Regions from separate parts of the Homo sapiens genome. Here region 1 is linked to region 2. The links are chromatin loops, found by intact Hi-C in ENCODE. Cell type or tissue: Calu3. All regions are shown on one strand. Links, peaks and the distances in the headings refer to the core of each region. The heading gives the core; the rest is flanking DNA. Region 1 has its middle 22 kb from the start of TMEM229A. Region 2 holds the start of LOC105375483 (a long non-coding RNA gene).

Region 1 (16,861 bases), core at 4,384-12,383, 61 kb before region 2:
GTAGGGACTACCTGCTACCAAGTAGGATGAATTTTAAAAGAACCACACCAGGGCACATTACTATGATACTTCAGAACTCCAAGAGCTAAAAGACTAAAAGGTTCCAGAGACGGCTGGAAAAAGCAGATTACATACCCAGGAATGAGATCCAGAAACATCCCATTCTTTTTTGTCTGTTTGTTTGTTTTATTAGCAACACCAAAGAGTAGAACAGTGCCTTCAAGATTCTGCTTATTCACTTTAGAATTGTCTACCCAGCTGTCTAGTCCATTTTCTGCTGCTATAACAAAATGCCTAAGACTGTATCATTTATAAATAAAAGAAGTTTAGGCCGGGCGCAGTGGCTCACACCTGTAATCCCAGCACATTGGGAGGCAGAGGCGGGTGAATCACCTGAGGTCAGGAGTTCAAGACCAGCCTGGTCAACATGGTGAAATCCCCACTGTACTAAAAATACAAAAAATTAGCCAGGCGTGGTGGCAGGCAACTGTAGTCCCAGCTACTTGGGAGGCTGAGGCAAGAGAAAGGTGTGAACCCGAGAGGTGGAGCTTGCAGTGAGCCCAGATTGTGCCACTACACTCCAGCCTGGGCGACAGAGTGAGATTCCATCTCAAAAAAAAAAATAAAAGAAATTAGCTGGGCGTGATGGTGGCCACCTGTAATCCCAGCTACTCGGGAGGCTGAGGCAGGAGAATTGCTTGAACCCAGGAGGCAGAGGTTGCATGAGCCGAGATCATGCCACTGCACTCCAGCCTGGGCAACAGAGAGAAACTCTGTCAAAAACAAAAAAAAGAAGAAGAAATTTATTGGGCTCACAGTTCTGGAGGATGGAAAGGCCAAGATGGAGGAGCTACATCTGATGAGGGCCTTCTTGCTGCATCATCTCATGGGAGAAGTCAGAAGGGCAAGAGAGCAGGCATAAGAGAGCAAGAAAGGAAGGAAGCCAGACTTACCCTTTTTATCAAGAACTCGCAGCCAAGATAAATAACCATTCCCACAATAATGGTGTTAATCCATTCATGAGGGCAGAGCCTTAGTGACCTAATCACCTCTTACAGCTCCCACCTCACAACATTGTTAGATTAGGGATTAAGTTTTCAACACATGAACTTTGGGGGACACACTCAAACCATAGCATAAGCCAAACCATTAATCAAGGAAGACAGCATGGTACAGAACTTTTCAATCTGCAAGCACTGACAAATTGACCTCCCACACACCCTTCCTTAGGAAGTTACTTGAGGAATGATGACTTGTAAGTCGTTATCACTCATACCAAGACATCACCAGAAAGTATCTGGGGTTGATAAGTCAAGAAATAATATTGTATATGATTTATTTGAAGATACGGGACTAACCATCAGAATACCTAAAAACTGAACTTGTAAAAGTGGCAACTTCTGGAGAGTGATATCAGGTGTAGGGTAAACATGTCAGTACCATTTAACTTTTCTTTGCCATGTGCATATATTAATTCAAAGTGATTTTAATGTATTACCAGAGATAGTTAAAATTTTCTGTTTGATATTTCGTGATGTTAACTAGAAAGACTATGGTAGGCAGAATAGTGGCACCCTAATGTTGTCCACATCCTATGAATATGTTATCTTATGTAGCAAAGGAAACTTTGCAGATATAATTAAGGTAAAGGACTCTGAAGTGGGGAGAGTATCCTGGCTTATCCAGGTGGATTTAATGTAATCACAATGTCCTTAAAAGTGGAAGAGGGTGGCAGAGGCAAAGAGTCAGAGGGATCCAGGGTTGCTGACTTTGGAGATGGAAGGAGATGTCTAATAAATGTGGGAAGCTTCTAGAAGCTGGAAAATGAAACAAAGTGGACACTCCTCTAGAGACTCCAGAAAGAAATTCAGTCCCATTTACACCTTGATTTTAGCCCAGTGAGACCCATATCAGACTTCTATCCTACAGAATTGTAAGATGATACATTCTTGTGTTAAGTCACTGAGCTTTTAGTGATTTGCTACAGCAGCAAAGGAAAACTATTGCATAGACTTAAGAATTAATTCCTTTTGGTGTTGTCCCATCCTAGACTAAAGAAAATTATTTTCCTTTCACCTTTTTATAATCTAACCAAAACTTTAATAAACGATAGCAAGACAGACCTTTGCTTTTCCTGTTTTTTGGGGTAAACAGAATGAATACACTGGCTTGTCTTTCCTTTTACCCCTAATGTTTCTGATATTCCCTTTTCCGAGTCTCAGGTAAGTTACACCTGGGTATATTTAAGGATTAAGATGAGCTACTCCAAGTAGTAGAAGGCTTCATGCTTCAATATTTCAAAATATTTCCAGAAGCTATTCTTTGTGGAGTCATATGTTAGGGTTTTGCTTTTCTGTTCACATTTATGAAACACACACACATACAAAAGAAAACCAGTAAACTTTATAATTAAATTCCTTGCTGTAATCACTATTTTAAAAATACCATCCTTTAAATTACATCACCTACACTCTGTTATGCTATTAGTACATGTTAGTCTGTAACTTCAGGATAGTTCTTTAGTGTCACCAAGAAGGTTCATTGGATTTCAAATCTTACTGCTCTTCTATCTTCAAAATCCCAGAAAGGTTTGGTTTTTGTTTTTTGTTTTTTTAAAAAATAAGTATACTGTAGCCCACCAAATTGCGGATACTTTGATTTGTAACCCTGAGAGTGAGAATGAATTCATCCATTCATCTCTTTGTCAGTCTTTGGCACATAAAAGAGGCAGCACAGTGCAGTAGCAAAAGAACTAAACTGGGAGTCATGACGTCTAAATATAAAATTTAGGTAGCTCTAGGCAACCAATCAATTGTATGGCCTTAGACAAGTCACTTTATGATTCCAGAGCAAAAATTTTTCTTAAGCAATATAAGGTTTGACAAGATTAATAATGCTTTTCAAATTCTGATATCTACAATAGCCAATGGCAGGTCTGTGATCATGGAGCAGAGAAGGCTCTCTGTCACACCAAAATCCAACCAAAGGAATTAACCGGTCACCAGGTCCTTGTGCCATTCATAATTCAGCAACAACAATGTGTTTGATCCTCTGACTCTATCTTTTACTGGAGGCCTTTGCTGCTTCCATATTTACCTGGACACATTTTGTTCTCTCCAAACCCAAAAAACAATCGGTCAATGAAAACAATTTCTCAAGCAACTCTGATTTACTGAGCAGACTCAGATGAAGATATTCCAATTATTCATTCATTACAGTTTACCTTCCAATGACTTCTCCCTGCTCACATTTTTCAGAAGTTCCAAGTACGTATTTTCTCACTGACCTCATTTTGCAAGACAGACTATAATGTAATACAGACTATAATATTTTAGTTCTTTGAGCTCTTCATACCTTTTTTTAAAGTACTGGGTTATTCTAATAATATACTATAAATAAATGACCAAATATTTATGAAATAAGTTTAAAATATATTCAATAAGCAGAAAGGTGCCCATTGCCTATTTAAGCAATACTTTCTTGATGAATAAAAAGGTTTAAAAAATTATATTACAAATAGTGAAGGCTATCAAAACCTGTCCTAAAACAAACTACTTACATTCCAGATACACTCACTTCAAAATGGAAAGGCACAGTATACATAAGAATCAACATAGCCACAAAGTGCTCACTTTTTCTTAAATACATCTCAGCTAGAGGAGGTGAGAACAGCATAACCCAGGCAGAGGAAAAGGAACGTGTTCAGATCCCTGTTCATATTTTATTCTACAGACTTCGGTTGATTCAAAAATAGATTCAAATAGGGCCTTTGTTTTCTTATGGCCTGTTCACTAATGCTTCTTAGTAATGATCTTTAGCTTCTTATTTCACTTCTGATTTCAGTCTATGTCCATTCTCTTCTGTTTTCTCGGTTTCAGTTTCTCTGTCTACACAAACTGCTTACACATCTACCTCCTCTCCCATTTAGGTGTTTGTTTGTATTATCTACAGATCTCTTTTAACTAGATAAATTCCTTGGAACTGAAAAGAATGTTCCAGTACATCCAAGAATTCGTTAAAGAAACACCTAATACTGCAAAAATTAGACAGAAATCTTGCCGTCACAAAGCTCAGAATTTAGAGGAAACAAACAACAAAAATAATAATGTTTGTAAATGCTCTGCAGTGAGTTTTCAAGTACTGTGTCAATGTTTGGTACGTTCCCATAAACTGGTATAGGTAGATCAGGAAATTACACTTGGAGTAAGTCTTCCTGGTCGAAATACCTCATCTCCAAGCTACACCCCACCCTGCAGTTAGAAATATCACTATTCCACCTGTCTCCCAAGTTCCAAAATATACCAATAAGATCTGATGTGTCCTTCATTTTCCATTTATATTAATTGCCATATTGTTCACTTTCTACTATGAAAATACCATATGAAAATATGATGGAAATGGTTCAGAAGAAAGATTATTTCCTCTTCACTGATAAAAGTCTAAAATACTTAGGTTCAGTCTCTGTAAACTGCTTACATGAGATATATATATAAGATTGTAAATATATCCCCTAGTATATTATATTTAGCTGAATAGAGAAAGAAATGCAAAAAGGTTCCTTTAAAATAAGCCCATTAAGCAGCCTGCCTTGTTTTTTAATAAGCCAAATGCTCTATTTATATGTTCTAAACTGCAATTAACTCATTTAAAAGATTGTTTAGCATTTCAGGCAGTTTATCGCTATAATATTAAGTCTTTCTTGGTATCAATTTGGTTCCATTATAATGTGTCTATTTTTAGTGAAGTCACGATGAAACATTCTTTGTTGATCCTCTTTCCCAGAAGGCTGAATAATTTCATCTGATTGCCTAGGTCTTTTTTCCAAGCTTTAACATCCAGTAACAACATTTTCAGAAAGAAAAAAATGAAGTGATTAAATGAAAGAAAAAAATGAATCCACTTTTTCTATCATCACTACAGTTTTATTTCTCTAAATCAAAATCAAAATCTCAAATCAAAGCTTTAGGCATCTCGGAAGCTTTCGCTAAGCAATCCATTTGACAATGATATGTTTTCATTTAATTATCCTCTCACATAATTATATGGTTTTGGCATATATGTACTAATCTTCACCTTCTCTAAACTGAAATTCTCTTTGCCTCTCTACGAGGTAAAGCATGGACTTTGATCAAGATATACCTAGGTTCCAAGCCTGGTTCTGTCATTCCCAGGCTACATAAACTTGGGTAAGTTACTAAGCCTCCCTGAACCCTCTTCATCTATAACACAGAGACCGTAACACTTTATAGCAAGGTTTCTCAACGTTGGCGATGTTAACATTTTGTATCAGACAATTATTTGCTGTAAGGAGCTGTTCTGTGTATTGTAGTATATTTATCAGCATCTCTGATCTCTGCTCACTAGATGCCAGTACATCCTCTGGCCGTAAAAAACAAAATTCTCTCCAGACGTTGTCAAATGTTCCCTGGGGGGAAAATTGTTGAGAACCACTATTTGACAGGATTGTTGATTAGTCCTATCAAATAGTGGTTTAAATGTTTAAATATTTAGATGCTAATGTGTGTTAAATGAAATTATATACATCAATAATCTGGCACACTTTGACACATAATGTGTACAGAATAAATTTAACTGTTTTTATTAATAGACCTGAATTCTCAATAATAACAACCTTGTAGTGTATAAAAAGAAAGAATGAGAAATTACAGAAAATAAAAGACTTTATTGTCTGGGAAAGGTATAGTCATCATTCAGAAGAAAAATAATTTAGTGTTAGTTTGATTAGAATAAGAAGCTTTTGGTTGTACCTGTTTCAGGGACAGGGAAGGTGGGGAAAACCTAAATAACTTAAAGCATTCAATTCAGTAGATACCAATTTCCACACTGACTGGCATTTTATTTTTTAGTCTCATAAACATACAGCCACTGGAACATCAAACTAAATTCAAGCATTAATTTCCAAGTGTCTTATCTTGCAGAAAGGGTTCAGCATTGGGAGATACACAGGCCTGGATTCAAATCCCAGCTCTACATTTATTGCTCCAAGACAAGACGTTAGGAAAATGTCTAACTATTCTGACCCTCTTTCCGCATTTGCAAATTAGGAAATAATAATAAAAATTCCAGCTGATAATATTTTATGAGTAACCAGTGTGATAAGATGTGGAGGTGGAAGGCAATGATAGTGATGATCCCGACCCTGTGTAGGTCTGGGCTAATAAATGTGTTCGTGTCTTCATTTTTAAATTTTTTTTTAAATAAAAGAAATTAAAAATAGGAAAAAAATAGGAATAAAGGAAGAAAATACTTTTATATGACTGTACAATGTGTTTGTATTTTTGGCTATTATTACGAAAGAGTCAAAAGTTTTTTAAAATTAAGTTTATAAAATAAAAACGTTACAGTAAGTTAAGACTAATTTATTTCTGAAGAAATAAATTTTTTATGTAAGTGTAGTAAGCCTAAGTATACATTGGTTATAAAGTCTAGAATAGTATACAGTAATGTCGTAGGCCTTCACATTCATTTGCTACTCACTCATTGGCTCACCCAGAGCAACTTCAAGTTCTGCAAGTTCCATTCATGCTAAGTGTACTGTTTTTTATCTTTTATACTTTATTTTTACTATACTTTTCCTGTGTTTAGATATGTTTGGGTAGGCAAATACCATTGTGTTACAACTGCCTGCAGTATTCAACATAGTAACTTGCTGTACAGGTCTGTATCCTAGGAGCAATAGGCTATACCATACAGCCTAGGTGTGTAGTAGGCTATACCATCAAAGTTTGTGTAAGTACATGCTATGATGTTCACACAATGATGAAATCACCTTATAACATGTTTCTCAGAATGTATCTCTCTCATTAAGCAATGCATGACCATGTACTATTGTTATTATGATGATTATAAAATCTTTCTTCTCCTTCTTCTTGTCTTCCCTTCCTTTGCCTTCCCGTCAAATCCTGTAATATCACTTCTCCTTTCTGGCAGTAATAGCTTCCAAAGGCAGTGCTGTCAACTTTAGTCATTCATTAGATTGTCATTCAACATTCCATCATTTGGGGTAAGACAGCAATTAGGAACATAAGAACTTTATTTTCCAGCTGCCAAAATACAATTAATTGACTAATGTGTCCTTTTTCTTATTTGAAATGCAATAATTGTTAAACATTAAAATGTTTCCAACATTTTGAGTATTTTAAAATCCACAGAAAGCCTAAAGGAATAGTAGAATAAGTACTCAAATAACCTTTGCTAGACTAACTGGTTAACATTTTCTCCTTGCTCTCTTGATCTCTCTTCTCTCCCCACTCCTAAATACTTAAGCATGAATTTTCAAAATTAAAAACATTCTCTAATGTAACCACATTGCTGTTATCATACCTAAGAAAACATAACAATAAATAAATAGTATCATCTAGTATGCATCCATATTCAAATTTTTTCAATGGTCTCCAAAATGCCTTTAAAAGATGTTTTTATAGTAAATGTTCATATATTGCATTTATTTGACATGTCCATTTAAATTCTTTTGATTTAGAACATTCCCCCCGCCTTGTTTTTAATTACCCTGAGTTTTTTTTTTTTTTAATTTCAGGCCACTGTCTTCTAGATTTGATTCAACATAAATGTTTTGATAAAATTAGCACATGGATAATACTATGTGTTTCTTACTGCATCCCATCAGCAGGTTCACTATTGGTGATCTTAAGTTTGAGTGTGTGGCATGGTGGTGACCTCTAGATTGCTCCACTTAAAGGTACATTCTTTCCTTCGTAAGTAATCTGTGCTGTGATACTTTTAAGACCATGTGAATGTTCTGTTCATTACACCATTCACCAGACGGTTTTAGTAGCCACTGATGATCCATGTTTGAATCAATTATTATCCAGAGTATTGCAACAGGATCATTTTCTAATTACATCTATATGTTAACACATATTAGCTTGCACTGTTCTCCAAAGAAGAGTTCCCCCAATCCTTTCTCTTCTTCTAAGTAGCACGATGGATTATAATCATTATTATTATTACTCATTGTGTTATAATACATTACCATTACTCTTTTTGATGTATAAATTTTCCCAGTGTGGCCAGTGGGAGCCACATCAAGCCAGCTCCTTTTGAATACATTTTATGCATTCTGGGGCGGGATGTCCCAGGCTCTCCTAGGATCAGATGTTTCTCCAAGAATCCTTAGCTCTTTATTTTTTTTGTTTTTTTGTTTGTTTGAGACGAAGACTTGCTCTTGTCACCCAGGCTGGAGTGCAATGGCACGATCTCGGCTCACTGCCATCTCTGCCTCCCAGGTTCAAGCGATTCTTCTGCCTCAGCCTCCCAAGTAGCTGGGATTACAGGCACCTGCCACTGCACCCAGCTAATTTTTTTATTTTTAGTAGAGACGGGGTTTCACCATGTTGACCAGGCTGATCTCGAACTCCTGACCTCAGGCCATCTGCCTGCCTCAGCCTTCCAAAGTGCTGGGACAGGCATGAGCCACCACACCTGGCCGAATCCTTAGTTCTTTTGATAGAGAATGAATGGTAGGTGTGCTAGAGGAGTGTAACTGCTTCTAGGTCCTTTCAGGCAAACATTATTTTGTATATATTCTTAAGCCTACTATTAAACTTTGTTAATTTTCCACTGATCAGTCTATTCGTAGGAACTTTAGATACTTTAGTTTTATAATACATTTTAATATTCAATTTGGTCAGTTATTTATTTTTATTCTGTTGTGTTCACTAAATCTCACATTTTAATATAAGTTGGTCACGTTTTGGAGAAAAATAAAGATTAATTTAGAGATAATAACATAACTACATCACCACATTGGCATTACAATATCAACAATATATAAACAGTTATGACTCACCATTTATTCACAGATTATTCAAATGTTCCTCCTTGTCTTTTAATTAACTTTTGTAGTTTTACTATAATACTGTGGGCGTTGCCTTCACATTTTTTGTCAATTGTGATTATTTTACAATATATATTTTCATACAGTTTTCCATGAGATTCTTCTTAATTACATTTTAAATGGTTGTTGCTGACATGTAAACATATCAGTTTATTTCTTTATAGCAGCACACCATATGAATTATCTTATGTTCTGATAGTATTTTGAAATTCATTCTATTGAGTTTCCCAAGTAGACAACCACGTCACCTATAAGTGAATATGTTTTTCCTCCTCTTTTCTTCCGTTTATACATTTAATATTTAGAGTGCAGACAACTTAAAACTTCCTGCCTACAGAAAGATGAGAGTGCCAGGGGTTCTGGTAAGAAAAACAGAAAGGTAAAAACCATATCTTTATTAAGGTGGCCAGATAATTCCTGGAAAACTCATTCTAATATAAATTTAGAGGACTGAAACCTAGAACCCACTAGAAAAGGAGAGAATTTCCATGGAAAGGGCTTAATAAAGAGGTAAATTTGTGAACACTGGACTCATCTGGGCAACTGTAATTTATCTGCATATGACTTATTTTCCCATGAGATTCTTATGCTGGAGTAAAAGCAGACATCTTTTCCTCAACAATTAGCTTTCATGATTTAGATCACTCTAGGTTTTAAAAAGGGAGAGGTGGAGAACAGAATTTCCATTTCTTAGATTGAAAGAAAACAGAAAAAAATGCTTAGGAGATAGTTACAGAAATAACAAGTTGCACATATTTGGTGGTCTTCTGTTTAAAAGGGATCTGAGGGCCAGGCGCAGTGGCTCACGCCTGTGATCTCAGCATTTTGGGAGGCCAAGGTGGGCGGATCACCTGAGGTTAGGAGTTCCAGACCAGCCTGGCCAACATGGTGAAACCCGTCTCTACTAAAAATAAAAAAATTAGCCGGGTGTGGTGGTGCACTCCTGTAATCCCAGCTACTCTTGAGACTGAGACAGGACAATCACTTGAATCCGGGGGGTGGAGGTTGCAGTGAGCCAGGATCACACCACTGCACTCCAGCCTGGGCAACAAAGCAAGACCCCGTCTCGGGGAAAAAAAAAAGTGACCTGGGTTCATTGTATTGCATTTATAATAAACATGAAGGTTAGGCACGGCGCGGTGGCTCATGCCTGTAATCCCAGCGCTTTGGGAGGCTAAGGCGGGAGGATCACCTGAGGTCAGGAGTTCGAGACCAGCCTGGCCAACATGGTGAAACTCCGTCTCTACTAAAAATACAAAAAAAAATTAGCCAGGCATGGTGGTGCATGCCTGTAATCCCAGCTACTTGGGAGCTGAGGCAGGAGTATTGCTTCAACCCAGGAGGCGGAGGCTGCAGTGAGCTGAGATCGTGCCACTGCACTCCAGCCAAGCAACAAGAGTGAAAACTCTGTCTCCAAAAAAAAAAAAAAAAAAGAATGGAGGTTATTTCAGGGGGATATCAATTTGTTGAATAATATGCATATTTGGTTTTAATATACATATTAAATATACATATATACATATGCGTATATGTGCATGTATCTATGCACATGTGTATATATGCATGTATCTATGCATGTATGTGTATATATATATATATATACATATACATACAAATACAAAGTATTTATACTGTTGTTTCATGATCTGCCAATCCAGACATTTAAATGAGTTAACAAATCTTTGACAGAGATATGGTTTGAAATCATTTTGATAATTTAAATGATAAAGTTATTGCAAAAAGATCCACTTGTTTCCTGTTGAGAAAGAGGCTTCTAAAAATTATCTCAAACTGCAAATAGCCCTTAAAGCTTACTGATGTATTTCCATTAAATGTTGTAACTCTGAAATAGTCTTACTTGTATTTTAAAAGATAATTGGATAAGTTTATAATCAAATTCTCCCTTCTACATACTATGCAAGAAAGGCAAGCAAACTTGTTTAAGGAAAAAAATATAATTCTTATGCATAATTCTAAGAATCAAGTAAGACTGTGTTCTAGAGGAAACTAATAAAATGTTAGTTCTACTACCATGTGATTACAATAGGAAGAGTTCATCCTCCCAAAAAATTTTGCAAAAGAATAATCTAAAATACAGTAGGGACTAGAGAAAGAAGGTGGTCCAGGCATCTGAAAATGTATTCCATTTTCAATAAATTTATCTTAATATCTTAAATTTCATAGTACATTTTAATAAATATGCATAGAAATGATAAATTCCTTCATTTCTTTTATGCATAAAAAATATATACCTGTTAGTGGCTTATAAGACTATAGATTGGGAAACATTTTTTCTTTTAGTCAACAAAGATATATGTTTACTTATATAGGCTTTATGTGACACATAAAATCAAGAGATTGGAAGTGCAAATAGAGTAACTCTGAACTGAAATACATCAGGTCAAATTCCATCATTATATAACAGAATCACTCTAACTCAACCACACCTTAAAGTTGAAATAGGTAAAAGGTTTTACTAGAGTGGGTCTATAAAAATTAGCCAAAGTTCATTAATAACTTGGCTTACATATCTATTTTCATTTACAGATTGATTTTTCTTCAGTGGCAAAGGAAAAAATTCTCAACATTTAACCAACAAGAAAGAAAAGTGATAAAAAACTTTCGACAGTCTCAGATAAATACCATACAAGAAAAAAATGGAAAAAAAAAGGTTGTAACAACCAAATAGCTAGGGCTTAACTGCTTAGAAAGCAAGTTTATTTTTATCACAAGAGAGTAATTCATGTATGGGTCATTTGCAAATCTTTAACAGAGTATGGGAGAAAATATGGAAAAGAAGCTAGTAACTCTCAAATGTTCTCACATTCATGTGAGTCTGTTAGCTTTAAGGGGAGGATTACAAATGACCCACGTGAATAGAATGTAGATTATCTTTATTTCCTTAGCAGATTTTTCATTTTTTTGGGAGACATGTAGAAGTCCTCTATTCAGAAAAGGTTTTTGGATGTTGCATTGCCTATAGCAATATAAAACTGGTTGCTTACTTGAATTTTTCATCTCAATCTTTGTGAAAAATTAAATCTTTTATTAAGTAAATATTTTGTTCAAACTTTGCCTAAAATAGTCAAAATATAAATATTTGCTTCTAGGAGGGGCACAGTGGCTCATGGCTGTAATCTCAGCATTTTGAGAGGATGAGGTGAGCAGATTGTTTGAATTCAGGAGTTTGTGACCAGCCTAGGCAACATGACGAAACCCAGTCTCTACTAAAAATACAAAAATATTAGCTGGGTGTGGTGGCATGTGCCTGAGTTCCAGCTACTAGGGAGGCTGAGGTGGAAGGATCACCTGAGCTAGGGAGGTTGAGGCTGAAGTGAGCTGAGATCACAGCACTGCACTACAGCCTGGGCAACTGGAGTGAGACCCTGTCAAACAAATTAATTAATTAAATTAAATAATATAAAATAAAATATTTGCTTCTCATCTTTTTCACCCAGGGTAGCTGGAGTATGAGATGTGTTGAGATGAGTAATAAATTGGAGTCAGACTATAAAGGGCCTTGTGAACCATTCTAAAGAGTTGTGAAGGTAATGGACAGTGAGAGTGGAGAAAAGAGGACGTGTCTGAGGGACATTTCCCAAAGAGAACCACTGATCTTTGAAACTGATTAGATGTATTGAGTGAAGCTAAAGGGGTAGTAGAGAAAAAACTCCAAGAGGGATGGCTGGTGAAGCCTTTATCCAAGACTAAGAACACAAAAGCTGAAGCTTTTGGATGTCCTCTGAGTAGGTAAACAGGGGAAGAGAGGGAATACAGAGTGAAATAATGACTTCATTTTTAGAAACGTTGAGTTGACAGTGCCTGTGGAACAACGAGATGAAAACAGCTGATGGGATACTAGATTGTGAATCTAAGTTTGCAATGACAATAGTCATGGGTTTTTGTTTATTGCTAGATTCTGTGCTAAGCATTTTGCGCATTATAGCAGAAGTTGCTAACTCCTAAATATCTGTTCTCCCTCAACAACTACATTTATCTATACTAATCTCCTTCATCTATACTAATAGAACCCATGATTAGTGGCTGGATATAATTTTACTTGGAATCAAGACAATGCTTTCCAGCCTCCCCAGTGACTAAGTGCCACCATGCCACTAAGTTCTGACCAATGGGCTGGGGATGAAAGTGCAATTTCCAGGTACTGTTCTCAAGAAAGAACCTTCTTATCCTTCCAGGTGGCTAGAATGCAGACAATGACTAGACAGCTAGAATAGGCATATACATACTTCGGAATGTAAGTCATATACAATAAAGCATCCAGATGAGATAGAATCTGGATACCAGAAACTGAGTGGCGCCATGCCAGTCCAAGACATGTACTAGAAATTATTCATGAGAGAAAAATAATTTGTCTCTTCAGACCACTAATATTTGAATGTTCTGCCTTTTAAAAGAAAAACAAATTATAACTATGACACATATGTTATCTAATCCCCATAACAATACTAGTTGATGAATACTCTCATTATCTCACTTTAGAAACGAGGCAAGAAGAAGCTAGGATAGAGGTTCGCCCAAGGTCATACAAACAGAAAGCAGTGTGGCTAGCATTTAGTCAAAAAAATCTGAGGGCGGAGGCCACACTCATGATCACCAAACTTTAGGAAACTATCTAGCTCTCTGACCATTCCAAAGCAACCCCACACGTATGAAAATTTGTCTTTTAACTTTTTATTGAAGTATAATACATGTAGAAAAAAGTGCACTTTTATTTTTAAATGAGGAACATATTCAATCAAAGTGTTATTTTGTTTCCACCCTAAATTCTTCCTCATGTTTTACGTACTCATTTTCCCTTATCCGCAGATAAAGGCCAATAAGGCACAATCGTTTTCATGTTTATTTTATGACCTAGAAACATTATTAAAGTTCTCTGGCAACTTCCCTTTTGCAGGCTAAATATAACCCTGAGTCCTTATGCCTTTCTTTCAGTCTTAACATCCCAAACCCCTGAATTATTCCCACTGTAAATCTTTGCAGATTCTTTAATGCCTCTCAATCTTTTACCTAAGAACTATTTGTGGTTGCAAATTTAGCAGCATATGGGGCTTGAGAATGAGTTTTTTCACAGCACTTTCCATGTACCAGGCCAGGATTCATGCATTAGACTCCCCACCATATTTGAGAAGATTTAAATACTTGATAAGTTAAGAGGTTCTTTCTGTTTTTCAAGGACAAAGAGAGCTTTGTGTTATTGCTGAAACCTGACATGAATAACCTGAAAACAAAGGGTTTGTCAATTACAATCTATTCTTTATATTTTCAGAATTTGTTTTTGGCTAGCCATAATCCAGGAAAATTTACCTGTGGACAAGCAAGGCATGGGAAAGAGTAGCGTTGTAGTTCTCTTTCTGGGACAGCCCCAGTGGATCAGCAAACAGGAAGGGAAACACCATCCTAGAGAGGTAAATTCAGAGCAAGACGATTACTATGGGTTAGGTCTGAAAAGGAAGGAGCTGAGGCAAAACAGCTTGCTATTACAGACAGCCAAAAAAAAAAAACGGGCATCCAAAATGCTTAGATTCAAAAGAGAGATCCATGTTATTGTGAAATCCTAAAGGTGGTTTAAGAGAATTTAATTTATTTCTGGATATTCTCTTTTGAAGGCCAAATATAACCCTGAATCCTTACGCCTTTCTTTATAGTCTTAATATCCCAATGTTACTGGTGGCAGAGATCCAAGTTACCCTGAGTTACCAGCGGCGAATCCGTATGGGTCCATAGCAACTTCAGTCCTTGCCTCCTCAGAAGAAAGAACTCGACTGAGGGGCATAAAGCAGAAAAAGAGACCAAGGCAAATTTCAGAGCAGGAGTGGAAGTTTGTTAAAAAGTCTTTAGAACAGGAAAGAAAGGAAAATTCACTTGGAAGAAACCCAACCAGATGCCTGAAGTTCCAACAGAGAAAAAGAGCTAAAAGAGGGGTCTTTAGCCTTGATCCTAGGACTTTCATACGCTCTCCTCTTTCCCATGATTCTTCCCCCAGGGTGGGCTTCCCGCATGCGCAGTGCTTTCCTTACCCTTTGGACCTGGGCATGCCAAGCAGTACGTTTAGGAAGTTAAATGCAAGCCCATCTGAGGCTTTCTTCCCTTTTCCAGTGGCGTGTACCTGGATGTCATACTTTGCCATTTTTGTCTCTTAAAGTGCATCCCCACAAAGTTGCTTCTCCCTGGGGTCTGTATTCAATTAAGGTGTTGATGTTAACAGGTGTGGACCATCAGGAAATGGTCTCTCTGTTGCCGAACCATCACCAGACATTCCCGGTGGGTTGGGGGAGAGCCCTCTCCTGTCTGGGTCATGCCTATCTACCTGTAACATCAACACTAAATTATTCCCACTTTACAGCGGAAATCTTTAAGATTCTTCTCCCAATCTTTTACCTAAATACTGTCTGTGGTTGCAAATTTAGCAGTATATATGGCTTGACAATGAGTTTTTCACATTACCTTCTTTGTTTCAGAAAAGGAAAATGTCTTTTGGCACGGAGTCCTCTTAGAGGTAAAATTATTTTCAGTGGACTTTTGGAAGGTTCCAGAAATAAGGAAAATTAAAGGGAAGTTGAAATTCATCAACACCGTAAACTAATTTCAGAGAATAAAAAACCTTACAGGGAAATAAACAATAGGGCGTATTATTATATGCAAACAGATAAATAGTGCAGAAGATCTGCAAGTTCTGAGACACTATCATAAATTATATTTTGTTTATTTGTTTAATATAGGTGTGGGAAGATGAAATTTAGACTCAGCCTCGTCTCTACAAAAAATACGAAAACCTAGCTGGGTGTGGTGGTGCATGCCTGTGGTCCCAGCTTCTTGGTAGGCTGAGGTGGGAGGATTGCTTGAGCCCAAGAGGCAGAAGTTGCAGTGAGCTGTCATTGCACTACTGCACTCCAACCTGGACAACAGAGCAAGACTCCATCTCAAAAAAAAAAAAAAAAAAAAAAAAAAAAAAACAAAAAAAAAAAAAAAACACTTTAGACTCAAGAACTCTTGTGCTTCACACAATGAAAAAATTTCTCATTAACTCGTCATTTACATTAGGTATATAGTTAATGGGTGCAGCACACCAACATGGCACATATATACATATGTAACAAACCTGCATGTTGTGCACATGTACCCTAGAATTTAAAGTATAATTTTAAAAAAAAGAAGAAAACATTTCTCTAATAAATCGGAGCTACTGCAAATAAATTTTTAAAAAGACTATTAACCCAATGGAAAGGGATTCAAACAGATAGTCCAGAAAGCAAAAATAGTTCTTCACTATAAGAAATTCTCTATAATGCCCCACTGCACTCATAATACCATCAGATCATTGAAAATTAAAACTACAATTGATACTATTTTCACCCTACTAGATTGGCAAATATCAAAAAGCAGAATAAGATGTCTGTGGCAAGGGTGTATGGAAATAGGCCTTTTCCTAATTGCTGATAGGAGCACAAATTGATGCAGTTTCTTGGACAATTTGGCAATATCTATCAAAACTACAAATGTACACATCCTTTCACCCTACAACATAACAGCCTCACTTAAAATTTATCCTTAACATATATACTCCTACACGAGTAATGACTTATGTTTAAGGCTTTTATAGTGCAGCATTTTTTACCATGACAAAGGATTTAAAACCATTTCAATGCCTATCAGTAGGGACCTTGGTTAGATAAGTAATGATTCCCTCAATGTAGTACCATTAAGCAGTTTTTCAAAAAAAAATTGATAAAGAGTTATTTATGTATAGATCTGAAATAATTTCTACACAAAATTAATAAGTGAAAAAAATAAGGTGCAGAATAAAGTATACAGCATATTAGTATTGGCGTAAAAATGGTATAGGGGGCTTCTATTCACTTGCATATGGAATAAATACAAGCATATATTGTATAGAACATCTCTACATGAACAGCCAAGGAATTAATATTATACTAATAATATTATCCCAGAAGGAATATGGGT
Region 2 (16,861 bases), core at 4,191-12,190:
TAAATATAGAAAGGAAAGGCTGCTACCAATACAAAAACATACTTAAACACACAGACCACTATCACTGTAAAGCAACCACACAAACAAGCCAACATATAACCAGCTAACAGCACAATGACAGGATCAAATCCATACATATCAATACTAAACTTGAATGTAAATGGACTAAATGACCCACTTAAGGGACAGAGTGGCAAGCTGGATGAAAAAGCAGGATCCAATGGTCTTCAAGAAACCCGTCTCACATATAGTGACGTTCACAGGCTCAAAATAAAGGGATGGATAAAAATGGAAAACAAAAAATCAGGTATTACAATCCTAATTTTAAACAAAACAGATTTCAAACCAACAAAGATCAAAAAAGACAAGGAACATTTTTTTCTCTTTGATCTCTGCAATGAGAATTACAGAACACTGCTCAAAGAAATAAGAGAAGACAAAAACAAATGGAAAAACATCCTATGCTCATGAATAGGAAGAATCAATATCATTAAAATGGCTATACTGTCCAAAGCAATTTACAGATTCAATGCTATTTCTATCAGACTACCAATGACATTCTTCACACCACTAGAAAAAATTATTTTAAAATTTTTATGGAATGAAGAAAGAGCCCCAATAGCCAAAGCAATCCTAAACAAAAAGAGCAAAGCTGGAAAAATCATGTTACCTGACTGCAAACTATACTACAAGGCTACAGTGACCAAAACAGCATGGTACTGGTACAAAAACAGACACATAGACCAATGAAACAGAATAGAGAGCACAGAAATAAGGCCACACATCTACAACCATCTGATCTTTGATAAAGCTGACAAAAAAAGCAATGGAGAAAGGATTCCCTATTCAATAAATGGTATTGGGATAACTAGCGAGCCATATGCAGAAGACTAAAGCTAGACCCCTTCCTTACACTACATACAAAAATTGACTCCAGATAGATTAAAGACCCAAAAGTAAAACCCCAAACTATAAAAACCCTAGAAGATGTATGTGAAAGCCTGGATGTCCAGGTAGAAGCCTGCTACAGAGGCAGAGCCCTCATGGAGAACCTCTACTACAGGAGTATGAAGGTGAAATGTGGGTTTGGAGCCCTCACACAGAGTCCCCACTGAAGCACTGCCTAGTGGAGCTGTGAGAAGGCCACAGTCCTCCAGACCCCAGAATGGTAGATACACTGACAGCCTGTACCATGAACCTGGAAAAGCCACAGGCACTAGCACTTGAGAGCAGCTGTGGAAGCTGTACCCTGAAAAACTTCAGGGAGAGAGCTTCCCAAGGCATTGGGAGCTCATCCCTTGCACCGGTATGCCCTGGATGTGAGACACAGAGTCAAAAGAGATTATTTTGGAGATTTAAAATTTAATGACTGCACTGCTGGCTTTCAGACCTTCATGGGGACTACAACCCCTTTGTTTGGACTGATTTCTCTCTTTTGGAATGAGAGTCTTTACTCAATGCCTGTACCTCCATTGTATCTTGCAAGTAACTAACTTGTTTTTTATTTTACATGCTCATAGGTGGAAGGGACTTTCCTTTTCTCAGATGAGAATTTTGATTGTAGAATTTTGAGTTAATGCTAAAATTAGTTCAGACTTTGAGGGACTGTTGAGAAGGAATGACTGCATTTTGCAATGTGAGAAGGAAATGAGATTCGGGAGGGGCCAGAGGTGGAATGACATGGTTTGGATTTCTATCCCCACCTAAATCTCATGTCGAATTGTAATCCCCAGTATTGGAGGTGGGTCCTGGTGGGAGGTGACTGAATCATGGGGATGGATTTCCTCTTTGGTGCTATTCTCATGACAGTAAGTGATCACAAGATTTGGTTGTTAAAAGTGTGTAGCACCTCCTCTCTCCCTCTCTTCTTTCTGCCCTGGCCATGTAAAATGTGCCTGCTTCCCCATCACCTTCTGTCATGATTGTAAATTATCTGAGGCCTCCCCAGTCATGTTTCCAGTACAGTCTGGGTAACCATGAGCCAATTAAACCTCTTTTCTTTATATATTATGCATTCTCAGGTATTTCTTTATAGCAGTGCAAAAACTGACTAATATTGTACCAATCAGGTAGTTTTTCAACCCACGCCCCTCTCCCTCCCTTCTCTAGTAGTCCACAATGCTCATCGTTCCCACATTTATGTCCATGTGTGCTCAATATTTAGCTCCCACTTACAAGTGAGAGCATACAGTATTTGGCTTTCCATTCCTGCATTAATTCACTTAGGATTATGGCCCCAGCTGCATCCATGTTACTGCAAAGGACACGATAGCATTCTTTTTATGGCTGCATCATATTTCATGGTGTATATGTACCACATTTTCTTTATCCAATACACCAAGTATGGGAACCCAGGTTGATTTTATGTTTTCACTATTGTGAATAGCATGGTAATAAGCACATGAGTGCATGTTTATTTGGTAGAATTATTTATTTTCCTTTGGATATATATCCAATAATGGAATTGCTGGGTTGAATAGTAGCTCTGTTTTTAGTTCTTTGAGAAATCTCCAAACTGTTTTCCACAGTAGCTAGTTTATATTCTCACCAAGAGAGTATAAGCATTCCCTTTTCTCCACAGCTTCACCAACATCTGGTTTTATTTTTTACTTTTTAATAATAGTCATTCTGCCTGGTGTGTGATGATGTCTCATTGTGGTTTGGATTTGCAATTCTTTGATGATTAGTGTTGATGCGAATTTTTTCGTATGTTTGTTGGCCAGTCGCATGTGTTCTTTTGAGAACTGCCTGTACATGTCCTTTGCCCATTTTTTAATGTGTTTGTTTTTTGCTTGTTGATTTAATTTCCTTATAGATTCTGCATATCAGACCTTTTTAAGGTGCATGGTTTACAAATATTTTCTACCATTCTATAGGTTGTCTGTTTCCTCTGTTAATAGTTTGTTTTGCTGTGCAGAAGCTCTTTAGTGTAATTAGGTCCCATTTGTTCATTTGTGGTTCTGTTGCAGTTGCTTTTGGAGACTTAGTTAAAAATTTATACCTGATTATCACCTACACCTAAGAAACCATCAGGATAAATCTTACTGTCCCCTAGATTCCTATATTCCTTGGTGACTCACAAGAAATCCAAGTTTCTAGGTCTTCCCTTATCTCCTGGATTCTTATCCTCATAAAGCTAGTCTGACTTCACCTTCTACCCATCCCTAACCTCCCAAGCCCTTTCACTGTACCCTTTGGAAGCCATAATTTGTCATCAGTAAAACTTCACAGATTCTCAAACTCTTCTTTGAATATTCTATGCCCCTTCTTGCTCCACTGAACTTGACTTTCCTCTAAAAACACAGCCTCCCCTGCAGCCATCTCAGGATGTGGCAGTTTTTCTGCGGCATTTCATGTGCCTCTTGGCTGAAAGTGTGGTAATAACCTCCCAGCCCTTTGTTCATATTTCCAAACCTTTGTTTCTTTTTCTTACCCATTTTATCAGCAACCTTGATGATTACGCCATCAGAGCAGCTTCCCATTCCCTCCTCTTGCTGTAGACATCTGCTGTCTTGCCAGGCTCCCCATCACCACCGTCAATGCTACTCAAGTCGCAAATCCTAGTGGTTATAACAGCCCCGTAACTAATACAACCAAGATCCTCACCTCTCTGTCTTTTGGCCTTTTAATGTCAGTAATCCTGTCCTCTTGCTAACATGATTACATCTTAGACCAGCTAGTCTCTCCCAAACTAATTTTCATCATCCCCTCTCTCTAGTTACCACCTCTTTTCTTCTTTTTTTCTTTAACTACTAATAATTGATCATTTATTATTGGGGCCTAAAAAATAAAAATGGGTCTTCAAAAACAGACTTTTATATATGGATATGCTCATATGTGGGGCCAGCTACATGGGTCTATGGCCTCTGCAGCAATCACAGTCCCATGTTTACACAGTCTCTATGCTTCATTTAATGCTCAGTTGTTACTGTCTTGAAATTATTTTATTTCATTTCTTTTTCTTTTTAGAGATGGGGTCTCACTATGTTGCTCCACCTAGAATGCAATGGCTATTCATAAGCATAATCACAACACACTACAGACTCAAACTCCTGGCCTCAAGTAATCCTTCTGCCTCAGCCTCCTAAGTAACTGAGATCACAGGCATACTCCAACATGCCCAGCTCTTGAAATTCCTAATAATGTTTGAATGAGTGGCCCTAAATTTTTCTTTTGCACTAAGCCCCACAAATTAGGTGACTGGTCCTGATACATGTGAGCATGAGAGGTATCACCTCTTATTTTTGCACCTCACTCCTCCAACCTAATTCTTGTCCTCACTCCATTCTACTCAGCTTGGATGACACGATCCATCATCATAATTAGTGCCTTGTATGCATTCCCTCACCACTCTTACTTGTCTCTCCCTCTTGTTATACATCATTTCCAAAATTTCAAACGTGGAGAAATCCACTGTCTGCTTATTTCATGCCTTCATTCGAGCAGCTAATGAGAGATAGAATGGAGCTCAGAGGCCTTATATTAAGTTTAAAACCAGACTGGGCCTCAACGCTGACAGGCAATACAAATAATTTTCCCTAGTCAAGTAGTTCTCTTACTATTTCACAGTTTCTCTTTTTCCCTCAGATTTCTGATACTGCTAGCCCCTTCTCACATCAAATGAAGACCTACTTCTTATGAACTGAGAAAATAGAAGCAATTAGATGCTTATAGTAAATAGAAGAATGACAGTAGAAGACGTCTCATCTACCTACCACCAAACTTTCAACCTCACTGCATCATGAATACAAATTCATGTATTCTGGCTTTTCTCCTATTTAAAGAGTAAACATCAGGGTTCCAATATAAGCCCAACCTCTCCTTGCACACTGCATCCAATCACTTCTTACATACTAAAGGATTTTGTACCTACATTAATCTCACTACTGCCTGCATCATCAAATTTCCTTCTCCATTGGATCATTCTTATCAGCCAACAAATGTACTTTAATAGCTCCCTCCCTTCTAAAACACACACACACACACACACACACACACACACACACAAAACAAAACTTCCCTGCCTTCACAAATCTCCTACAGCTTTTGTTTCTCTGCTAGCCTTCATAGCAAAACTCTCTGAAAAAGATTCCCACATATGCAGTCTTTACTTCCTCATTGTTCTTTTTCTCTTGAAGAAAAGTTTTGTCTCTACCACTCAAGGAAATTTTTCTTTTCACTGCCACAAGTGACCTCCAGTTGCCAAATCAGTGGTCAATCAGTCTCATCTTCCCTGACCCTGCAACAGGGCCAGCAGCGGCACTCAGCACTGTGCTCTCCTGTTCCTCCTTTTTGCAGATTTGCAACAGTTTGTACTTGACTGCAACTTTCTTTCCAATGTGTCCTAGAAGATCTTCCAGGTTTTTTTTTTCTTTTTTTTTTTTTTTTTTTTTTTTTTTTTTTTGAGACGGAGTCTCGCTCTGTCGCCCAGGCCAGACTGCGGACTGCAGTGGCGCAATCTCGGCTCACTGCAAGCTCCGCTTCCCGGGTTCACGCCATTCTCCTGCCTCAGCCTCCCGAGTAGCTGGGACTACAGGCGCCCGCCACCGCGCCCGGCTAATTTTTTGTATTTTTAGTAGAGACGGGGTTTCACCTTGTTAGCCAGGATGGTCTCGATCTCCTGACCTCATGATCCACCAGCCTCGGCCTCCCAAAGTGCTGGGATTACAGGCGTGAGCCACCGCGCCCGGCCCCCTTTTTTTCTTTTTAAAGCACACATATTACTCCTTTACTAAAACTTTGGCAATAACGCCTTCTTTTTTTTTTTTTTTTTTTTTTGTTCACTTAAAAATTTCTTACCAAGTCCTACAAGATCAGTCTGGGCTGTATGTCTTCTGTTGTCTCTGTGCAAAGTAATGATATAGGAGTTAAGAAGAAATCACTTAGGCAGAAGCAAGTGTATGGGGGTCCTCGGTAAGGCTTTTCTTTTTAATGAAAAGCAGCCCCAAATCATTTTCTAACAAAGAGCAGCCTACAAGCTGGGAGCTTTCAGGGACAAATGCCGAGAGGAACTATGGACTAGACTTTCCAAGATGGCGGCTCCCCGTTTCTTCCCTGCCAGCCACTTGTACCATACAAAGCAGACAAGATGGCACCGATCAACTGGAAAGCCCATTTGCATAATAAGATTAGGGTGGGGCAACCAGCCTTCCCTGAGCACTGTGTAAATGTCATACCTGATAGAACCAATCTGTGAGCCCTACATAAATCAGACACCGCCTCTTCAAAGTGGGCTATAAAATTCGGTGCATTTGCCACCGGCCGGACCTTTCCACTCGGAGACCCCTTCCTCTATAGAGAGAACTATTTCTCTTTCTCTTTTCTTCTACCTATTAAACCTCTGCCCCTAAACTCCTCATGTGTGTCCGTGTCCTGAAGTTTCCTAGCACACGACAATGAATCCCAGGGTACATACCCCGGACAAGGTAGCCACTTCGGCAACTTTTATCCCACTTCATCCAGCTTGCCTGCCCCTCCCCACTATGGCATAACTCACAGCACCCCTCCCCTACCCTCTTTGTTTATACTGATATTATGAAACACCGCATTGTATTGTGGTTAACATATATTGTGTGTGACTATTTGATGGATAGATTCATATTTGTTTCTCTAGGAGATAGTGAACATGTCCCCAAATGGGAACAACATCATCATTATCATCATTATTGCATTTTGCATCTCACAATTTCATCATCTAATGCTAGCGATTGGGCTTTTCTGTGGGAGGAGTTTCTGGCTTGTAACTTCAACTTATGTCTGGAAAGTCCCATTTCCCCTTAGAGTTCTCTGCTCACTGTTGCCATCCACATGTTAGTTTCAGAGTCAGGGCATATAGTTCTCCCTTTAGATATTCTGGTTCAGTATGCACCATCGTCTCTTCCCTTTGATACCCCTTAACACAAGTGAAATGAGGCCAGGATATTTAAATAAGACTTTGCCAGGGAGTAACAAAAGGGAAATTAATCCACGAAGTAACTTGAAACTATTTAATTTGAAATACAGGATACCACATGCTCTTTGAGCTCAAGGCTTTATTTCCATGTAAAGGGGCTGACTGGTAGCCCACATTCAAGAACTAAAGTCTAAATCTTTGCTTCCCTAAAAGGCTAGCCTAGAGAGGAAAAGGCCAAGTGTGGGGGCCAGAAATTCCTTCTCCAGCCTGACCAAGGCCAGTCTTTCTAGTCCCAGTTTCCTGCGTAAACCCTGTTCTCTTTAGGGATTAACATTAACCATGTTTATCCCTTTCAAGGGAGATTCCATCCCCTAAGCACCGGAGTGTGGCTTTACACTCTCCTTTCATCAGGGCATCCAGATTGGAAAAGAGGTAAATTCATATAATAATTTTAAAACAGGTTATGGAGTGAAATCCTGGATTCAAATCTTTACTCTGCCAAGTAACAACTATGTGATTTGGGGCAAGTTACTAAATCTCTCTGTGTGTTAGTGTCCTCTTTTGTAAAATAGCAATAATAGAACTTACCTCGGATGGGGTCCTGGTGAGGATGAAGTGAGATAATAGACATCAAACACTCGAAACAGTGCTTGAGGCATAGCAAGGACTCATCATTCTAACTAGCTGTAATGCAGAGATGCAGCTGCCATCCACTCAAAGGACGCACACAGGTGATCAGGAGCTCTGTTCTCTTGCAAGAATACTGAGCATGAAAGACAGAGTCAGAATATATCTGTTAACTTGAGAAGGAAAATGAAGGCAGAGCATTGCAGAACCTTGAAGGACAGATGAGGTGATCCCCACACTGCTCTGCAAACATGCATCTGGCAATGATGGCTCCCAGTTCTTTCATCCCCATCCCCTTGTCTCATTCCCACTTAAAATGGAAAGCTAAGGACCTTCCCTGCTTTACCAGGATCTTTTGAAGTGCAGATTTTACTCTAATCTTTAGTGGAGCTGTAGGGCTTCAGTCATTCATCTGCTCCCTTTATTATGCTACAGCATTTCTGATCAAACAGAATTTGAGAAGACAGAATCTGTCCTGTCAAACAGTAAACAAAGAAACTCTCATAATAGCCCAGTGTTGTCACATGGCCTCCAGCCTTAGGTGTCCTGGAATGCTCCAGATCTGTAGAAAGGCACTAAACCATCTTGAATGTAGAAAAGGGACAATGTAGGACAAATTTGTTAAATATATCTTTGCCTTATAGAGTCATGATTATACTGATGATTAAGGTTTTTTTTAAATGCTTTCATAGTATAGCCTGGGAGAGAGATCAGCAAACTTTCTGTAAAGGGCCAAATGGTAAATATTTTAGGCTCTGGGAGCCATACAGACTCTGTCTCAACTACTTCACTCTGCCATTGTAGGAGAAAGTAGTCACAGAAAATAGTTTGAATGGATGTTACAATAATATGTTACTTCAAAAGCAGGAGCCAGTTGGATTTGGCCCAAGGTCCATAATTTGCCAAACACTGGCCGGACATACTGTTTCTTAGACTTGCATTATATCCATAACACTTTCATGGTTTTTGCCAAATCTACGAACATATGTAATCTTATTTATTACAAAATTTAAGTTCACTCTATTTTTAAATGCATTTTAAAATAAAAAATATAATTATTAATATAAAACATAAGCTAGTTTACTTTTAATAAAAAGATAGGTTTAAAAACTGCATAAAAAGAAACCACACAATTAAAATGCTAATTAAAATTTGAAGATATTAATGCTTACAATATAATTATAGAATAATTTTATAATATAATATTAATATACTTATATAATATAATTATTATAGAACAATATTACAGAAGAATATTAAGTGCTTATATTATAATATGATAGAACCATATTGGGAGGATGGGAGTAGGAAAGTATAGAGATGATACACAGCATATGAGAGAGCTAAATCCTCATCTTTTATGGTATACAAAATACTAGAAAATGAATGGTTTCTAAAATGAAAAAATAAGAAATAGCACTATAAGCATATTATAATAGAAAAACAGAGGTAAATACCTGAAGAAACTTCTGAAATAATTTAAAATGATTGACTCTGAAAGTGGGAATTAGGAGGCAGCAGTTGAGAAGTCTAGCAAGTTACCGTATTTTCAGTCTTCTAGAACTATCTATCTGACTCTTAAAACTCTGATAAGTATAAAAATGAAATTTTAAAAAGCCAAGGGTGTTGAAAAGGGTGTTTCCTTTCAAAGAAGGAACACTTTTTAATATAAAGTTGACTTGAAGATATCTACCATAATTTTTTAATTATTGATTTTTCTGTTAGGTATTAAACAAAATTCCTCAAAAGAATTTTTGAAGAAGAAATAAGATTTATCACTTCAAGCAAAGCTGCTTAACAAAGCTAGTCCCATATTGGACCTTGCTTAACCCCTATGCTGTTCTCTGTATCTTAGCTACGGTGACGTTCTTTAAATCCCTCCTATCTGTGTTATCTCTACTGCTGTCAGAAGCATTGGAACCAGAGTGACTCCATCTTGAATAGGGCTGGGTAAAATGAGGCTGACACCTCCTGAGCTGCCCTCCCAGGAGGTTAAGCATTCTTAGTCACAGGATGAGATAGGAGGTTGGCACAAGATACAGGTCACAAAGATCCTGCTGATAAAACAGGATGATGTAAAGAAGCTAGCCAAAATTCATCAAAACCAAGATGCCTATGCAAGTGACTGCTGGTCATCCTCACTACTCATTATATGCTAATTATAATGCATTAGCCTTCTCAAAAATACTCCCACCAGCACCACGACAGTTTATAAAGGCCATAGCTAAGTCCGGAAATTACTCTATATAATCTAAAAGGAGAAGGAACCCTCAGTTCCAGGAAATCCTCTTCCCTTTCTTGGAAAACTCATGAATAATCCACCCCTTTTTTAGCATATAACCAAGGAATAACTATAAGTGTTGTGAACCTTGAATACCTGAGACAGGTCTCAGTTAATTTAGAGGTTTGTTTTGCTAAGGTTGAGAAGGCAGGCCGGTGACAGCCTCTAGAGTTCCTGACGACAGGTGCCCAAGGTGGCCAAAGCACAACTTGGTTTTATACATTTTAGGGAGACATGAGACATCAATCAACATATGTAAGATGAACACTGGTTTGGTCCAGAAATGTGGGACAACTCGAAGCTGGAAGAGGCCTTCCAAGTCACAGGTAGTTAAGAGACAAATGGTTGCGTTCTTTTTGAGTTTCTGATTAGCCTCTCCAAAAGAGACAATCAGATATGCATTTATCTCAGTGAGCCGAGGGATGACTTTGAACAGAATGGGAGTCAGGTTTATCCTATGCAGTTCCCAGCTTGACTTTTCCCTTTAGCTTAGTGATTTGGGGGCCCCAAGATGTATTTTCCTTTCACAGTGTACTCAGTCAAGCAGCCCATACCACTGATTTGCCTATGGAGTAACCATTCTTTTGTTTCTTTATTTCTCTAATAAACTTGCTTTTACTTTACTTTATCAACTTGCCCCGAAATCTTTCTTGTGCGAGGTTCAGGAACCATCTCTTGGAGTCTGAATCAGGACCCCTTTCCAGTAACACCACCATAGCACGTGCGTACACGCTATCCTGCCTATCTGGAATGCTGTCTTTGCCTTTTTTTTTTTTCTTTTTTTTGAGATGAAGTCTCGCTCTGTCACCCAGGCTGGAGTGCAGAGACAGGATCTCCGCTCACTGCAAGCTCCGCCTCCCAGGTTCACACCATTCTCCTGCCTCAGCCTCCTGAGTAGCTGGGATTACAGGCGCCTGCCACCAAGCCCTGATAATTTTTTGTACTTTTAGTAGAGATGGGGTGTCACCGTGTTAGCCAGGATGGTCTCGATCTCCTGACCTCATGATCTGCCCACCTCGGCCTCCCAAAGTGCTGGGATTACCGGCCTGAGCCATTGTGCCCGGCCTGCCTTTTAACCTGATTACACTTGACCCTTTATCTCTGAATTCTGGATCCACAGATTCAAGTAACCACAGATCAAAAATATTTGGAAAACAAAATCCCACAAAGTTCCATAAGCAAAACTTGAATGTGCTGCACACCAAGTACTACATCGAATACACAGGAATGAAGTGATGTGTAGGCATTGTATTGGTATTTTAAGTAATCTAGAGATGTTTTAAAGTATACGAGGGGGTGTGCGTTGCTTACATACAAATATTATGCCATTTTATATACGGGACTTGAGCATCCACAGATTTTGGTGTCCTTGGGAGTCTTGGAACTGATCATTTATGAATATCAAGAGACGACTTTAACTGTAACCCATCAGGGAAACCTTCCCCCAATAAGTCAAACCTCCTATTATAGCTGCTCATGGATCAGCAGGCCAGTCCTTGGAAGCACTTGTCACAAATGCCGTTTTATATTGGCTGGAAAATTATTGAATTATTTTCTGACTGCCTTGCTATATCATTTTCTCCTTGAAGTCTAAGGATCAGAAACTAACACAATACCTTGCCATCATAGCCACTAATAAATATTTATTACAGTGAATAAGTAAATGCAATACTGAAATTTTAAAATATATATATATATATATATATATATATATATCAATTAGCCAATTCTGGTTGTAACATTTTGTTTTCATAATATAAATCTGCATGTTATCCCTCAGAACTTATAAATTTGCATTCTGATAACTGATTAAAAGCAGCACTTTCTTAAAGAGAAATGTTCAACTGTTTTCAGGAAAGTCAGAGGCAGGGATTACTTCCTCAAGACATGGAGTAAAAGTGAGTGATTCTAAGTTTTAAGGTTTAGCTTTCTCCAAATCTTCCAAACATTTCCAGATATCACTTTCCAGATGTCAGGATTCCTTTCTTTCTTGGTCAATATCCTACATTTCATGAGACCTAGTTATAATATAAATTTAATAATTTAAAATATATACACAATTCTTAAAATAAAAAGTGTTTATGCTACTTCAATTTCGGGATCATGGCAGATGGGAGGCAGAACTGGATTGAAGCTCCAGACAGAGCTGCATGCGGAGACCATTAGCAAGATTAACCAAGAAAAGAAGAGAGAAAATCCAAATAACCTCACTAAGAAACGAAACAGGAGATGTTACAACTGACACCACTGAAATGCAAAAGATCATTTAAGGCTACTATGAACACCTTCAGTGACATAAACTAGAAAATCTAGATGAGATGGATAAATTCCTGGAAAAATACAACCCTCCTAGCTTAAATCAGGAAGAATTAGATACCCTGAACAGACCAAAAACAAGCAGCAAGATTGAAACGGTAATTTAAAAATTACCAACAAAAAAAAAGTCCAGGACCAGACGGATTCACAGCAGAATTCTACCAGACATTCAAAGAAGAATTGGTACCAATCCTTTTGACGCTATTCCACAAGACAGAGAAAGAAGGAATCCTCCCTAATTCATTCTATGAAGCCAGCATCACCCTAATACCAAAACCAGGAAAGGAGACAACCAAAAAAGAAAACTACAGACTGAGATCCTTGATGAACATAGATGCTAAAATCCTTAACAAAATACTAGCTGACCGAATCCAACAACATATCAAAAAGATAATCCACCATCATCAAGTGGGTTTCATACCAGGGATGCAGGGATGGTTTAACTCAAACAAATCGGGAAGAAAAAAACAAACAATCCCATTGAAAAGTGGGCTAAGGGCATGAACAGACAATTCTCAAAAGAAGATATACAAGTGGCCGACAAACATATGAAAAAATAATCAACATCACTAATGATCAGGGAAATGCAAATCAAAACCACAATGTGATACCACCTGACTCCTGCAAGAATGGCCATAATCAAAAAATCAAAAAATAGTATATGTTGGCATGGATGCAGTCATCAGGAAACACTTCTACACTGCTGGTGGGAATGTAAACTAGTACAGCCACTATGGAAAACAGTGTGGAGATTCCTTAAAGAACTAAAAGTAGAACTACCATTTGATCCAGCAATCCCACTACTGGGTATCTATCCAGAGGAAAAGAAGTCATTATTCAAAAAAGATACTTCCACACACATGTTTATAGCAGCACAATTCACAATTGCAAAATTGTGGAACCAACCCAAAAGCCCATTAACAAATGAGTGGATAAAGAAACTGTGGTATATATACATGATGGAATACTACTCAGCCATAAAAAGGAATGAATTAACAGCATTTGTGATGACCTGGATGAGATTAGAGACTATTATTCTAAGTGAAGTAACTCAGGAATGGAAAACCAAACATCATATGTTCTCACTGATATGTGGGAGCTAAGCTATGAGGACGCAAAGGCATAAGAATGATACAATGGACTTTGCAGACTTGGAGGGAAGAATGGCAGTGGGGGTGAGGGATAAGACTACAAATATTGTGCATTCTATACTGCTCAGGTGATGGATGCACCAAAATCTCACAAATAATCACTAAAGAACTTACTCATGTAACCAAATATCACCTGTACCCCAATAACTTATGGAAAAATAAAAAATATATAAAAAATGGCTAATTCTAAAAAATAAATAAATAAACATAACACCAAAGCCAGAAACTACACAGGAAAAGGTTGATCATGGCTCTGAGCTAATGTATCACTTTCCAAGTATTACTTTCTATGTAGGGCATAAGATCTGGAAGCCACGCATTTATTTTCCACTGAATTTTTTTCCCAATTTCTAAATGCTTAAATATCTGCCTATTCAAGGAAATAATAAGTAATTGTAAAAATACCCCAAATCTTGTCCAAAAAAAGTCTGGAAACACAGAGAATATGGTGTATTTTTAATATCATACTTTAGATTAACTATTGGATTTATTGCTTTAGAGACACTTACCTGAGATGGTATGTGGAAGTTGAAGGAAAATATATTGAGCATATCGTATCAAAATGTTACTAATACATTGTTTGAAAATAAATTAGTCCTATGTTTCTGACTTTTTAAACACTCTATGAAGTGTTGTTTTTAACTATAAAAAATGAAACAAGGCCAGTTGTGGTGGCTCACACTTGTAATCCCAGCACTTTGGGAGGCCAAGGTGAGCAGATCCCTTGAGGCCATGAGTTTGAGAAAAGCCTGGGCAACATGGCAAAAACCTGTCTCTCCAAAAATACAAAACTTAGAGGACGTGGTGGCACGTGCCTGTAATCCCAGCTACTCAGGAGGCTGAGGCATGAGAATTGCTTGAACCAAAAGATGGAGGCTGCAGTGAGCTGAGACCATGCCATTGCATTCCAGCCTGGGTGACACAGTGAGACCCTGTCTCAAAAAAAAAAAAAGGAACAACCTAAACGGTCAATAAAGAATTGTTAATAAATAAATTATTCATAATGAAATAAATAAATAAATACATTCCTGGAGAAGTGTTATAAACAATTGTTCTAGAAAGACTGCGGGTAACTTATTTTTTTTTAAGTTGAATTGATCTGTGATATGTAGGCATGATTGGACTGAAGCCATGGACCCCAAGGAGCAAGGCTCCATTGAAGCAAACAGTCCCTACAACTTTACATGATATAAGCATATCAAGAATCTTTACAGAATTTTTAAAAATCTGCGTCCTCAAAGGAATTTTTCCTTTAAAATGTAACAGTGTACCAAAGGAAACTGCAAAGCAATTTGTAAATATTACTCTATTTTTGGTGAACTAAATAAAATTATATATGTTTATTTATATGCTTAAAATGTAGTCCAAAAGAATTTTTTAATTTACTTATGTACTTCCACCCTGCTTACATTTGTTTCAGTATCTACTATTTTTATACTTAATTTTTAAACTAATGTTAAATCAAATTTAAATTAGTCATATACAAGCACCAAATGGTAAATTGTTTTTATAACAGCATAAACTTATGTGTTTTAATATCTACTCCATATTTCTACTAAATAAAATTTTAAGCCATAGCACACAACCAGAGAAGCCCAACAATTCAATCTTTCCCTTATCTGAGTTTTGTATTAATAGACTCTTTCTTATCTACGAAGAATGCCAGATGCATTCTTAGCAAAATAGCTAAGATTAGAATCGCAAAACATTAGTGTTTGGAAAGAACTAACAACACTCAGTAATTATTAAGTGTTTAGTATTTACCATTCATTGTTCTAAGAATTTTTAAATTATAAGTTATTTTGTCCCTAAAAACCTTATTGTTATCTAGTTTTACAGTTAAAGAAACTGAGAAACACAGTTTGTAAACCATAACCAAGGTCACAACTCCGCAGTGGTGGAGCGAAGGTTTGAACCAAGCAGATACAGTACTATTAACCACTCACCTACCAGCACTCATTCCAGGGTAATTTTTAGAGAGTTTAAACAATGGACTGAAATCATAATAGAGTCTATTTTATAGGGGTAGTTCTAGGTATTTGATGGCTTTTGGTTTTAATCATATTGAGTCAAAGTCTGCTTCCCTGTAATTTATACCAAGTGGTCTTAGTACCTCCATCTAGAAAAAATATAACAAGTCAGAGAATCGGTAGACAATGAGTTGAAAAAAAACCTTAACAGTTACATTGTCCAAATATCAAGTGCTTCCTCATCTAAATGGAATTTGAGGAGAGCTATCATATCTCTTGTACTATTCCTGTACTATTTCCCAAGTTTCTTTTTTCTAATTTTTTTTTTTTTTTTTGAGACAGAGTCTCACTCTGTCACCCAGGCTAGAGTGCAGTGGCACGATCTTGGCTCACTGCAACCTCTGCCTGCCAGGTTCAAGCAATTCTCCTGCCTCAGCCTCCCAAGTAGCTGGGATTACAGGCATGCGCCACCATGCCTGACTAATTTTTTGTATTTTTAGTAGAGACAGGGTTTCACCATGCTGGCCAGGCTGGTCTCGAACTCCTGACCTCGTGATACACCCATCTCGGCCTCCCAAAGTGCTGGAATTACAGGCGTGAGCCACTGTGACCAGCCGCTCTCTTTTCTAATTTTTTCAATCTGGCTCTTTGGGAACCAGATTGGGAACCACATTTAAGATGTACTTTGGGAACCACAGCAGTTTGTCAAAGTTTCTCTTGAGTTTTGATATGCAGAATTGAATATAACATTTTAGTATGAAATTTGTATACCACAGAATGAGAGATATTATATTATATGTGATATATAATGTAATTAAATTATAATATGGTAATAATATGGTTTGAAGGAGAAGATATCCCTGTTTTGCCCACATGTGTGTATCTCATACTAATGTTGGACTATTGCATTATGACACAGTTGTCCTAATGAGGCCACAGTGTATTGTAATGCCAACCACATGAGTAGAAATTGAGGTCTCACTGTAATGAAGTAGTCACTCCCAGTGCCAGTTATCCATGAAAAAGATAAATCCTGGGAATCGAATTATAACTTGGAAGAGAGTCTACAATGAGAAAAAAAAAAAAAGAATCATGTTCTTCACTCTACTCTGAGTCTTCAGAAGTGTTTGGAGGGCTCTGGGGTGATGGGGAAAATAGACACTGCACAAGGAGGCAGACCAGGTAGTTAACAAGGAGATATAACCCTCTCACTGGGCAGGGGTCACACCCACAGTGGACCCAGAGGACAGCTAGGGTTCTGTTATTAAGAAAAGCCATTCCCAGAAGCCAATTGTATATGATGCTTCTTATATAGAAATTCTCTCCATTTTCCTGAAGGCTTTAGTTAAATTATAGTCATAAGACTATCCAATCTGCTTAAATTATGGCTGTGCCAGAATAAGAATATACAGGGTGCAATTTGTTGGTGCCCATGAAGTTTCTTAAAAGGTAAGACAAGAGCTGTGAGGTCCAGCTGCCCCTCCCTATCTGGAGACTCTCTGTCCATGACCAAGCCTGGAGAATTGGAAAATTATTCTATTAAGGGAGCTGGCAAGTTTCCTTGTAGCATGCTAATACTTTTAGCTTTTCAACAATCACATTACACCTTATAATTACAGTAAAC

The links. A loop is a pair of places that touch in the nucleus more often than their neighbours do. Peaks named below come from ENCODE experiments on the same cell type or tissue, not always from the same donor. Only the 100,000 strongest peaks of a DNase experiment are listed, where the experiment ranks them.
Region 1: it touches region 2 in a loop (2.8-fold over the local background); 2 of 110 quality-filtered maps call a loop at or near these places.

What each region holds. Positions count from the first base shown.
Region 1 is chr7:124,046,567-124,063,427 of GRCh38, reverse strand. No RefSeq gene overlaps it. Among named protein-coding and RNA genes, the nearest start is that of TMEM229A, 22 kb to the right of the region's middle. RefSeq lists an enhancer at 3,900-3,959. In Calu3, for the core only: no CTCF peak of the experiment used is centred there; no DNase peak of the experiment used is centred there.
Region 2 is chr7:123,985,722-124,002,582 of GRCh38, reverse strand. It overlaps LOC105375483 (a long non-coding RNA gene), which reads right to left and starts at 7,961. Exons shown (of 5, transcript NR_133947.1): 1 at 7,866-7,961; 2 at 7,481-7,655; 3 at 3,434-3,560. RefSeq lists an enhancer at 7,528-8,406. In Calu3, for the core only: no CTCF peak of the experiment used is centred there; no DNase peak of the experiment used is centred there.